Linked DNA regions of Homo sapiens: region 2 is linked to region 1. A link is an interaction called in ENCODE POLR2A ChIA-PET data of the cell type or tissue named here. Cell type or tissue: Panc1. All regions are shown on one strand. Each heading gives the region's core, and the rest is flanking DNA. Links, peaks and the distances in the headings are about the cores only.

Region 1 (5,380 bases), core at 262-5,261:
CTGGAATGTTGATAATCCCAGAACCTGAGAATGGTCTCTTCTCACTGGAAACAGTCTCTGAAACTAGCATAGAGTTTGATTGTACCCTAGATACAATCTGAAACTACAATAGATATTCTAAGGATGTTCAGCTCATTATTTCTACATGAAACCTCTCCCCAGAATTCCTGTTTTCCCCACCAGCACCTCCTATTCTGTTCTGGGCATCCAAAGCTCAGAGAGACATCACGATGTCTCTCTGTAAACCCGCTGTTTCTGGTCTTCTCTACTACTATTAAAGGACAGATGCTGGGGAGACTCCTCCCCCTCCCTCACCTCAATCCCCTCTTCCATCTCCATTGCTTAATCCAGATCCTCATGACCCCTTGTCTGACAACTGCTATAGCTCCCCACTCCTCATCTCTACTCCCTCCAACTCACCGAGCTGTTGTTGACAGACTTATTTTTCTAATATATATATTAATTTTGTTATTTCCCTGTTTGGCTTTGACAGATCAATTTTCCCGCATGTTGAAGTTCACATTTCCTCAGGTTGCTTGTGCTTCCAATGACCTATCTACGTCTATGTATTTTTGAACTGCTGCACTCCCTCCCCCACTCCCCAACCTGGTCTCAAACCTATGCCCCAACTGTACTGGAACTGACACACTGATGTGTTTCATAAACTCACGCCCTTATTCATGATGCTTATTCAGCCCAGAGCACCATTTCCCCACCCCACCGTCACCTCCCTAAACCCCTCCTCTAGCTCTTTGAACCACCTAAAAATCTACCCAACCTCCAAAAGTCAAGTCAAAAATCACCTCTGCTAGGAAGGAAGTCTTTCCTGAGCCCACCAGGGGCTGTTGGCCCCTCTTCCTCTTATATTCCCTCCCACCAGTTCCTGGGACCCTGGACATGTGTCCACCAACAGCCATGACACTTCTTTACTCTCATCTGTTTGGTGTTTGTCATCAGTGAGCCTAGCACCTTGCCTGGGACAGAGGAAGCATTCAAGGAATGCTGAAGGCAGGTGAATCAAATACCTTGTATCTAGGAAAGTCCTAAAGATGCCCTTTTAAACTAGTGGAGGTGGGAAAAGACTAAAACGCCATTTTATATTATTATCAATATAAAAGCTTCTCAGCCAAATGGACCTTGGCTTTCTCCTCAAACTCTGTGGATGACAGAAATGACATTAAAATCTGACTCCTAATGATATGAGGTTTGCATGGTGAAGAATTTCCAAGATATTTTCTGATCTAGACCCTGAGACGGGGGGGATAAAAGTGAAAGATGAGATCAGAGTTAATTTTTTAGAACTCTACCAAGGATAGCCACAAAAATAATCATGATCCAAAAGGAACATAGCTTACCATGCATGTGGACCTATATGTAGATATGAATATGTGTGTGTGTGTGTGTGTGTGTGTGTGTGTGTGTGTGTGTGTGTGTGTTTCTATGTAGGTCAAGAGTGATGTGAATTTGGGCAAGTTACCTGAACTCTCCAAGGGTGAGGTTCCTTATCTGTAAAATGGGGGTAGCAATGATGTTCTTGTGAGGATTAAATCAGGCAAAGTATATAAAAGCACTTCACCCATTGCCTGGCATATAATTACATTCAATGGGGGATGTAGGGAAGAGAGAGACAGAGAGAGAGCATGCAAGCTAGCACACTGGAGGATGGGCTACCAGATTCATTGTTCACTGTCTTAAACACACGCAACCTCCCCTCTCTTGCAGTTTGGGTTCTGGCATCTTTAACAGTTTCATGGGCAAATCACTTCAAACCTCCACAGGTGCTACTTCACCTGGGCAGCAGTTGCTCACCCCCTACCCCTTCCCCCTCCCCAATTTAACCACACTTGCTGTGTTCTCAAGGCTGCTGATACACAACAAACTAAGAAAGTTTTTAATAGTTACCAATCACAGTTTTCAAAATCCACTCATTTTTGCCCTTGTTTTTGGGTTTAAAAAATCCTGGCATTTTCCTCAGAATTGCTGAACTATTAGGTGTGTAGATGAACTTGTGTTTTCTTGCTCTCCTACTCCAATTTCTTAGACTCAGACATGGAAAAGCTTCTCTGGGTCTCAAGACATAATTTCCAGGGTGCGTGGTTCCGCTGGGTGTGCTGTCTGGTCAGTCTTACCGTTGTGGATTCCACACCCCCACCCCACTGCCCCAACACCTATTAAAGCTGAGCTGACGTAACTTCAGGATACATTTATTATTTCTTACCTTATCATTCACAATTAGTGCAAATGATTAGTTCTCTGCCTTGCTCTTTAAAAAGAAAAGTCTTCATGGAGTCATTTTATCTACTTGTGAACCACAATCTCGTTTTTTTTTGGATGCTCCTTTGAGACTATACATATTTAATTCCTTTAATATTTCATCATAGAGCAGTCCTTCAGAACCTCTTATTTTAGTTGTTCCTTTTACTTTGGCAAAAATATAAGACTAAAGAAGCTGCAAATCTTGTTTTCCTGCCTATTTAAACAGCATCTAGAAATCTGAAGTAATTGTCTCCTCTTATTTTAAAGGTTTTTTTTTAAAAAAAAAAAAACAGCATACTAAATATTGTGGCATGGAGTTGAAAGCTTTAGGTCTGCAGCATTTGAAATGCTCAAATCCTGTCTTTAAAGAACAGTATTTCCTCTTTGTGACTCAGTGCTGTTATCAATATACAAGGCTGATAGAGTAATTTCAAATTCACAACATTATATGTAGATATTCAAAGGAAAGAAAAAGAGCTTCATGTGACTTTGCTTAATGGGTTTACCTATAGTTGTAAATGTATACAGTAAGTGATCCATATTTGGGAATTATCATGTAACAATTATTTCTAATAATAATTGATATAATCTATTAGAACTTGTGAGAGGTTTCGATGTAAATAATTTACCTGCCTAGCAGAGAGAAGGGAAGGAGAGTAAGCAGGGGAAAATGTTTCTAAAATGTCCTATCATTGGAAGTAAATGATCATAAATGTTTTTGCGTTAAGTTAGGGTTTGGTTTTAATTTTCCCTTGAATTCTAATGTTCCTACACCTTCCAAATATATTTTAAATCTTCATTAAATAAATCACATTTTAATCACACACGGAGCTTAAAAGAGGTGATTCTATGACAGATATTCAGTATTAGCTAGTGAAGGAGAACATTGGTTGAAGGTACCTAAAACCACGTGCATAAGGAACAGTTTATTTCTTATTTGGTGATTTACTATTTCAAGTCATTTTTGTGTCAAAGCTATAAAAATCTCCAGTGCTAAAAAGTGTAAGAAGAAATGAGCTAGCAAAAAAAAAAAAGTCGGGGGAAAGTTAATTTTTAAACTTGCATTACTTTTATTTTCCTACTTTCTGTTATTTCAGAATGCATACTTGGAATGAATCCTTCTAGAGACGTCCACGGTATGTTAAATTCCAAGTTATATTTTTAAATAAAGTACACACCTTCATAGATGTGTATATGATTTTATATCTATGTATCTCTATGTATAACTTGTGATATAATTTAACCAAATAATTAAGGCTGTTTCTGCTGATTCCAATATACTTAAAAGCAGTTCTCCATATTGTAAATGTTATACCATATAAAATATTTCAATGAAAGCTTAAATGATACCCTCAGTTCTACAGCGTTTACCATAGGTGCATTCTGATGCTATTAAATGCCTCTATACAACTCTCTAAAAACAAAACAGAGCTTGGCTTCCCTCACAGCCCAGCTTATTACCTGTGTTATAGCAGTGGTAATGCAAGATTTTTATGAGAGTAAAATGTTTACTAAGCATTCCTAAATTTTAAAAAGATTAATTTTAAAATGTCCTCAGCTTGCTACTTGTGAGGTACACAATGGGTTTATGAAGTGAAAGTGAAATCATCACACATTAACCATAGCATCCCACAGAAACATTCAGATGGAGGAAGGATGTAATGGAAGAACTAAGGGCTCTCCTCCCCCCTCTCATAGTAATTAGATTTGAAAAGTGAAGTAATCTCAAAGCCACTTCAGAAGAAAAAAATGTTTAATTAAATTCCAATGTTCAAAACTGGATAGTGTGTATGGCAGGTGATTTGTACATACATGTTACTCTTCATCAAAATTGTTTTCCATCCCTGTGACATCAATACAAACTGCAGCTATTTGGTTCCAAACCATAGCAAGATACATTCTATTTTTTAAAATGTAAATGGTCATTTAAAATAGAAATAATTCTTTTAGACGTACTGCATTTTTACAAATGTGATTTTGGAAATATATTGCTCGCAAAGGGTAATTTTAAGAGAATTGTTGAGATTCTAATCCCATCTTTATGCATATTTTGGGGAGGCTTTTGAAAGAGCAAAAAGGTAAAAGATTTAGTTATCTTCTGAGACCACCTATAGTTCTTTACCTAAAGTTGTAGAAGAAAAACGTCAATGCACTGTTACTGTTTTCCAATGAAATTATTTTTCTTCCAACTAACCAAGCAGTACTTTTTAAATCCACTGCAGAAATGTACATTTCATTCCTGTTGTGAGCCGTTTTCAATTCTCCTCCCTCCCTCTCCCCGCAACAAAATTTGGAAAAATCTGTCACGTAGCATCCGCCCAACGTATCGCTTCGTTGTATTTTTTTTTTTTTTAATTTTGCATTATGACAAAAGTAAATTCTAGCATTACTCCAGGGAAACACTGGGAATGAACCTGGTAATGTTTCCTTTCCTTTCTCCCTTAGGCAAAGGAAGGGGAATTCTGTATTGTCGCTAAAATGAGCGCTCTTGGTGGAAAGGAATTCCTCACTTCGTACACGCTGTGGCTGTCCTTGAAAGTGCAGGCTCCGTAAAATGCCCGGCCGACTAAGGGGTTCCCTTTCCCCGGAGCCCCTGCCTCTTTCCATTCATTTTAGATCCTCAGTAAGGAAGGGCAGAGGTTGGTCTGTTTCTTCTTTTCAAGAGGGCACCGCGCTGCGCAGTTAACAGCCTGCGCCGCTCCGGGGAAACCCAAATGTCCCGCGATCCCATCGAGTCAAGGAGCAAAAGCTGTGATTGCTATCAGCTTTTTGTCGGGCTTCAAACTCGGGGTTTATCGGTTGAAACTCCTAGCTGAGCAGCTCCCACGACGCTGCCTCTGACGGCTAAACTCGGTGCATGCAAGGCTGGGACCAACTTTCCTTACTCGATAAAGGAACTTGACTCCCTCCTGGGAGACCGCAGCCCGAGTCCGACTCGCAGCCCCCGTCGCGGGGTTTAGGGTTTTAGGCAAGCGGCCCGAGACCCAGAGGAGCCTCCCTGGACCTTTCCGAGGGGCAAATCACCCGAGTCTGCTATTTCCCCTGGAGTCAAAAGCCTACTTTTGGAGCCGCCACACCCTCGTGCTCCCTCCCGCATCTCGGGGGTTCCGGGGGATGCACGTGG
Region 2 (5,380 bases), core at 247-5,246, 1.3 Mb before region 1:
AGGACAAAAAACCAAACATGGCATGTTCTCACTCATAGGTGGGGATTGAACAATGAGAACACTTGGACACAGGAAGGGGAACATCACACACTGGGGCCTGTCATGGGGTCGGGGGAGTGGGGAGGGATAGCACTAGGAGATACACCTAATGTAAATGACGAGTTAATGGGTGCAGCACACCAACATGGCACATGTATACATGTGTGACAAACCTGCACGTTGTGCATATGTACCCTAGAACTTAAATTTAAAAAAAAAAAGAAAGAAAGCAAAGTTAGGACGGATAGACTCCAGAAGGCGCCCAGTGACGTCTCCTGGTGATGGCTTTATGATAAACTGTTGCACACACAGCCCTACGCTTATTTTGCCTGTTTGTCATTTTCTCATCTTGTGAGCTGAAATACCGGTTACTTGGGTAATAAAAAGGAACACAGCAGAGAAGCAATCGCACCTGTACAGAAACAAGTCCTTGGCCAGCCATTTGGTCCCCACGATTTTAAAGATAATCTCGTAGGTTTCCAGAGCTTTTAAGTGGACACCACTGGGCAGGGCAGGGTGCAAACACTGAGCTAATCTTTTGCTGATGAGGAGCCGTCTTGGCAACAAGGAGTACCTCAGGTTACTCTGAAGAGCCTGTCAAACAAGACAAAAAAAACACATGAGGAAGAAGGCAGCGATATTTACAATGGAGAGTGGATCTGCTGAAGCCAGAGAGACTGCAGCCATGTCCCAGTGTGGCTGTAAGAAAGAGACATACACAACAAAGGGGCAGAGGGACTGCATGGCGAGAGTCCACAGCAGCTCTGGCAGCGCTGGAGATGAGGCAGGCACAAGGACTTTCTTAGTAGGTGGCCAGCTTCTCGGTCACACCTCTGAGCCCGTGATGGGTGAGGGCCGTGTGCTTCTCCATCTCAGGAAGCCATGAGTAGGGGCTCACTCAGAAGATATGGATTGGGATTAAAGCCTTCCAGGCTGTGACGCCTGACATTTCTACCAGTTGGAGATGGTGCTGGGAGGAACCCGTGTTCTCCAGGAGGAAAACAGCACCACCCCACTGGGCTGGAGCAATGGTAGTCCCAAGCTAGGCTTCCATAAGCAGGATACACGACACGTCTGCGGGAAAGCATCCCAGAGTGCTTGCTGTACCCGAGAAGCAAGGTCGAGAGTGTGAACAGATCGATGCTGTCCTTCGTGGCACAGAGTAACCATGGGCAGAACTTTGTGCGTGGGAGGCCCCTCATGGCTTAATCTTTTTTTTTCTTTTTTTTTTTTGTGAGATGCAGTCTTGCTCTGTCACCCAGGCTGGAATGCAGTGGCGCAATCTCAGCTCACTGCAACCTCTGCCTCCCAGGTTCAAGCGATTCTCCTGCCTCAGCCTCCCAAGTAGCTGGGACTACAGGTGCCCGCCACCATGCCTGACTAATTTTTTGTATTTTTAGTAGAGAAAGGGTTTCACCGCGTTAGCCAGGATGGTCTCAATCTCCTGACCTTGTGATCCACCCGCCTCGGCCTCCCAAAGTGCTAAAATTACAGATGTGATCCACTGCGCCTGGCCGGCTTAATCTTATAACACAGTGTCTGATGTTATCAGGGAATGATCTGCATAAGTAGTTCATTTGCTCACACAAATATTTACTGAAGGCCTACAGGGTAAAAGTTCACGCTTCTTTTTTTTTTTTTTTTGAGACGGAGTCTTGCTCTGTTGCCCAGGCCGGAGTGCAATGGCATGATCTTGGCTCACTGCAACCTCCACCTCCTGTACCTCCTGGGTTCAAGCGATTCTCCTTCCTCAGCCTCCTGAGTAGCTGGGATTACAGGCACACGCCACCACATCCAGCTAATTTTTTGTATTTTTAGTAGAGATGGGGTTTCACCATGTTGGCCAGACTGGTCTCGAACTCCTGACCTCAAGGGATCCACCCGCCTCGGCCTCCCAAATTGTTGGGATTACAGCCGTGAGCCACTGCATCTGGCCAAGTTCACGTTTCTTAAAAGGTCTCCCAAGCACGGCTCCAGCCTTCCTTTCACTGCCCCTTGCCTAAATGCCCTTCCGGCCACCTTGCTAACTCTTCCTCACGTGTGATTTAGCTCAGTGCCCCCATCTCAGGGAGGCAGAACAGGCCTTCCCTCTACAGTGCGAGGGCAGGGACTATCTCACTCTTCTCTGCTGTCTCCAGCACCCTGCACAGTGCCTAGAACAAAGCGGGCAGTTGGGAAGAGCATCTAAGACATGTGCAATGCCAGCTGCATTCCATCCACATCAGAATCGTGGGCCCTCAGCCTCATGACCACAGGGCCATGACAACTTTCCTCTTGTACGCAAACACTACGATCCCACCTCTAAAGCACACTCAGGTTATGCAGGACATGAAAGGAAGACAAGGAAAACAAGAATATTTTTCATCAGATATCTGTGGTCTAAGTGAATTCTCAAATTCAATAAAATGACATCTTTAAAAAAAATCAGATATGGCCAGGTGCAGTGGCTCACACCTATAATCCTGGCACTTTGGGAGGCAGAGGTGGGTGGATCACAAGGTCAGGAGTTCAAGACCAACCTGGCCAACATGATGAAACCCTGTCTCTACTAAAGACACAAAAAATTAGCCGGGCATGGTGGCGCGTGCCTATAATCCCAGCTACTCAGGAGGCTAAGGCAGGAGAATCACTTGAACCCAGGAGGCAGAGGTTGCAGTGAGCCAACTGCACTCTAGCCTGGGCGACAGGGTGAGACTCCATCTCATCTCAAAAAAAAAAAAAAATCAGATATAACTAGTGGTCATCAAAAAAGGGTTGCACTCTGTTACACAGGCTGGAGAGCAAGTGTGCGATCATGGTTCCATGCAGCTTCAACCTCCAGGTTCCAGTGATCCTCCCACCTTGGCCTCCTGAATAGCTGGGACTGCAGGTGCATGCCACCAAGCCTGGCTAATTTAAAAAGATTGTTCTGTAGAGACAAGGTCTCCCTACATTGCTCAGAATGATCAACTGGTCTCAGACTCCTGGGCTCACGCAATCCTCCTGCCTCAGCCTCCCAAAATGCTGGGATTATGGGTGTGAGCCACTGCGCCTAGCCCTTAAAACATCATTTATGAAGAATGTGATACCTTAAAACAAAGGGAATGCTAATAAAATAATGTGAAAAAATGTGCTTATGTTCCAAAAAGGAAAAAAAAAAAAAGAACAGAGGAGAGGCCACTTAACTTCCACACTGTCACAAAGGATGAAAACAGACTGACGGTAGCAGCAGAGAAGGAATGAACGTGGATAATGGATAGCAAACAGTACATTTGCTCATGGGCAATTTCAAACACATAGAACGGTCAGGCAGCCAACATCCAGCTTCACCACCAGCAATGCCCAGCCAGCCCGCAGAAAACATTTCCACGACTCCCATGGCTTACTGATCACAGGCTAACAAGCTTTCTCCATGGATTCAAGAGCAGGAGAGCTAAAAGCTGTCTTGACCTGTACCATTATTTTTGTCAAGGCAGAGTTTTCTCTTTTTAACACTACCAAATCTCATTTTTGCTCATTATACTCTAAGACTTCTGCTATTTGGGACAAAAAAGATGTTAAGTACTTCCCATGGGGAGCATCTGGGATTCCTAAGAGGTTCCCTCAGTCTGTGCACACAGCAGGATCCCTTTCTTCTGCTCTTTTGAGTATAGGCACGGCAACGTGACATACTTGGGGCCAACAAGATGAATAGAATTATGGGAGTCACTTCTGGCACAGATCTTCAAAGCCAACTCATAGCTTATCACTTCTCTTTTCCCTGCCTCTAAGATTATGGAAACACAGGTTGAGATAAAGCCCCTGAGAAATTTCAGAAAGCAGAAACTACTTTCTGATCCAGTAAGGCAGAAATAAACCATGTTGTAAAAGTCACCATGATTTGAGGATTGTTTGTTACTGTGCATAACTTTCCCTATCCTGACTGATAGATCTCTTTTCATATGAACGCAATTGCAAGGAACCACAACCACTCATTTCAAATTAATAGAACTGATTGCTATTTTTTCTCATTTACATGTGTTACCTCACTTCATTTAATGTGAAAAAGACATAGAAAAAGACACATAGCCCAGAACTGAGGCTGTAACCAGTAAAAGTGGAATGAACTTGTTCACTGTATGTTGACCATGTTTATCATGTTTTGATTTTTTGAGACAGGGTCTCACTCTGTCACCCAGACTGGAATGCAGTGGTGTGATTGCAACTCACTGCAACCTCTAACTCCCAGGCTTAAGCAATCCTCCCACCTCAGTCTCCTGAGTAGCCAGGGTTATAGGCGTGCACCACCACACCCTGCTGATTTTTTTTTTGTTTTGGGGGGATTTTTTTTTTTTTTTTTTTTTTGAGCCAGAGTCTTGTTCTGTCACCAAGGCTGGAGTGCAGTGGTGCAATCTCAGCTCACTGCAACCTCCACCTCCCAGGTTCAAGTGATTCTCCCACCTCAGCCTCCCAAGTAGCTGGGATTACAGGCATGTGCCACCACACCTGGCTAATTTTTGTATTTTTTAGTAGAGACAAGTTGAGCCACATTGGCCAGGATGGTCTTGAACTCCTGGCCACAAGTGATCTACCTGCCTTGGCCTCCCAAAGTGCTGGGATTACAGGCATGAGCCATCATGCCCAGCATCTTTGGTATTTTTTCGTAGAGATGGGATTTTGCCATGTTGCTCAGGCTGGCCTCGAACCCCTGGGCTCAATTGATCCACCTGCACTGGCCTCCCAAAGTGCTGGGATTACAGGTGTCAGCCACTGTACCCAGCCCATGTGAATAATGTGAGCAAGGCCCATCTGAGACAGGCAACTGATTTCTGTTGAAGAAAAGGTGCACTAAAGGCAAACTCAGACTGCTTATCAAGAGAGACAAGCTGCAGTTGTCTTCTTTAAAAATGCAGCAAGAAGGCTGGGTGCAGTGGCTCACGCCTGTAATCTCAGCACTTTGGGAGGCCAAGATGGGCAGATCGCCTGAGGTCAGGAGTTTGAGACCAGCCTGGCCAACATGATGAAACCCTGTCTCTACTAAAAATACAAAAATTAGCCAGGCGTGGTGGCACACGCCTGCAGTCCCAGCTACTCAGGAGGCTGAGGCAGGAGAATCACTGGAACCTGGGAGGTGGAGGTTGGAGAGAGTCGAGATTGTGCCACTGAACTCCAGCCTGAGTGACAGAGTGAGACTCTGTCTCAAAAAAAAAAAAAAAAAGAGAGAGAGAGAGAAATGCAGCAAAAGCAAAGGCAATGAACCAACAGGACTTAGAAAAATGAAGAGATATCCTTCCTTTGTGGTAAGAAAAATAAAATTAATATAACAGTGAAATATCATTTTCTTCACCCATCAGAGAGGTAAGCTTGACTCAAGCATACAGGT

What was found. Peaks named below come from ENCODE experiments on the same cell type or tissue, not always from the same donor. Only the 100,000 strongest peaks of a DNase experiment are listed, where the experiment ranks them.
Region 2: POLR2A ChIA-PET joins it to region 1 with 5 read pairs; 2 of 35 experiments call an interaction of 5 or more read pairs at or near these places.

What each region holds. Positions count from the first base shown.
Region 1 is chr21:34,890,937-34,896,316 of GRCh38, reverse strand. It overlaps RUNX1 (RUNX family transcription factor 1), which reads left to right. Exons shown (of 9, transcript NM_001754.5): 3 at 3,354-3,392. Among named protein-coding and RNA genes, the nearest start is that of RUNX1-AS1, 57 kb to the right of the region's middle. In Panc1, for the core only: no CTCF peak of the experiment used is centred there; no DNase peak of the experiment used is centred there; H3K4me3 peaks cover 810 bases; H3K27me3 peaks cover 229 bases.
Region 2 is chr21:36,194,323-36,199,702 of GRCh38, reverse strand. DOP1B (DOP1 leucine zipper like protein B) reads right to left here. Exons shown (of 37, transcript NM_001320714.2): 3 at 452-633. Among named protein-coding and RNA genes, the nearest start is that of DOP1B, 40 kb to the right of the region's middle. In Panc1, for the core only: no CTCF peak of the experiment used is centred there; no DNase peak of the experiment used is centred there; H3K27ac peaks cover 2,049 bases.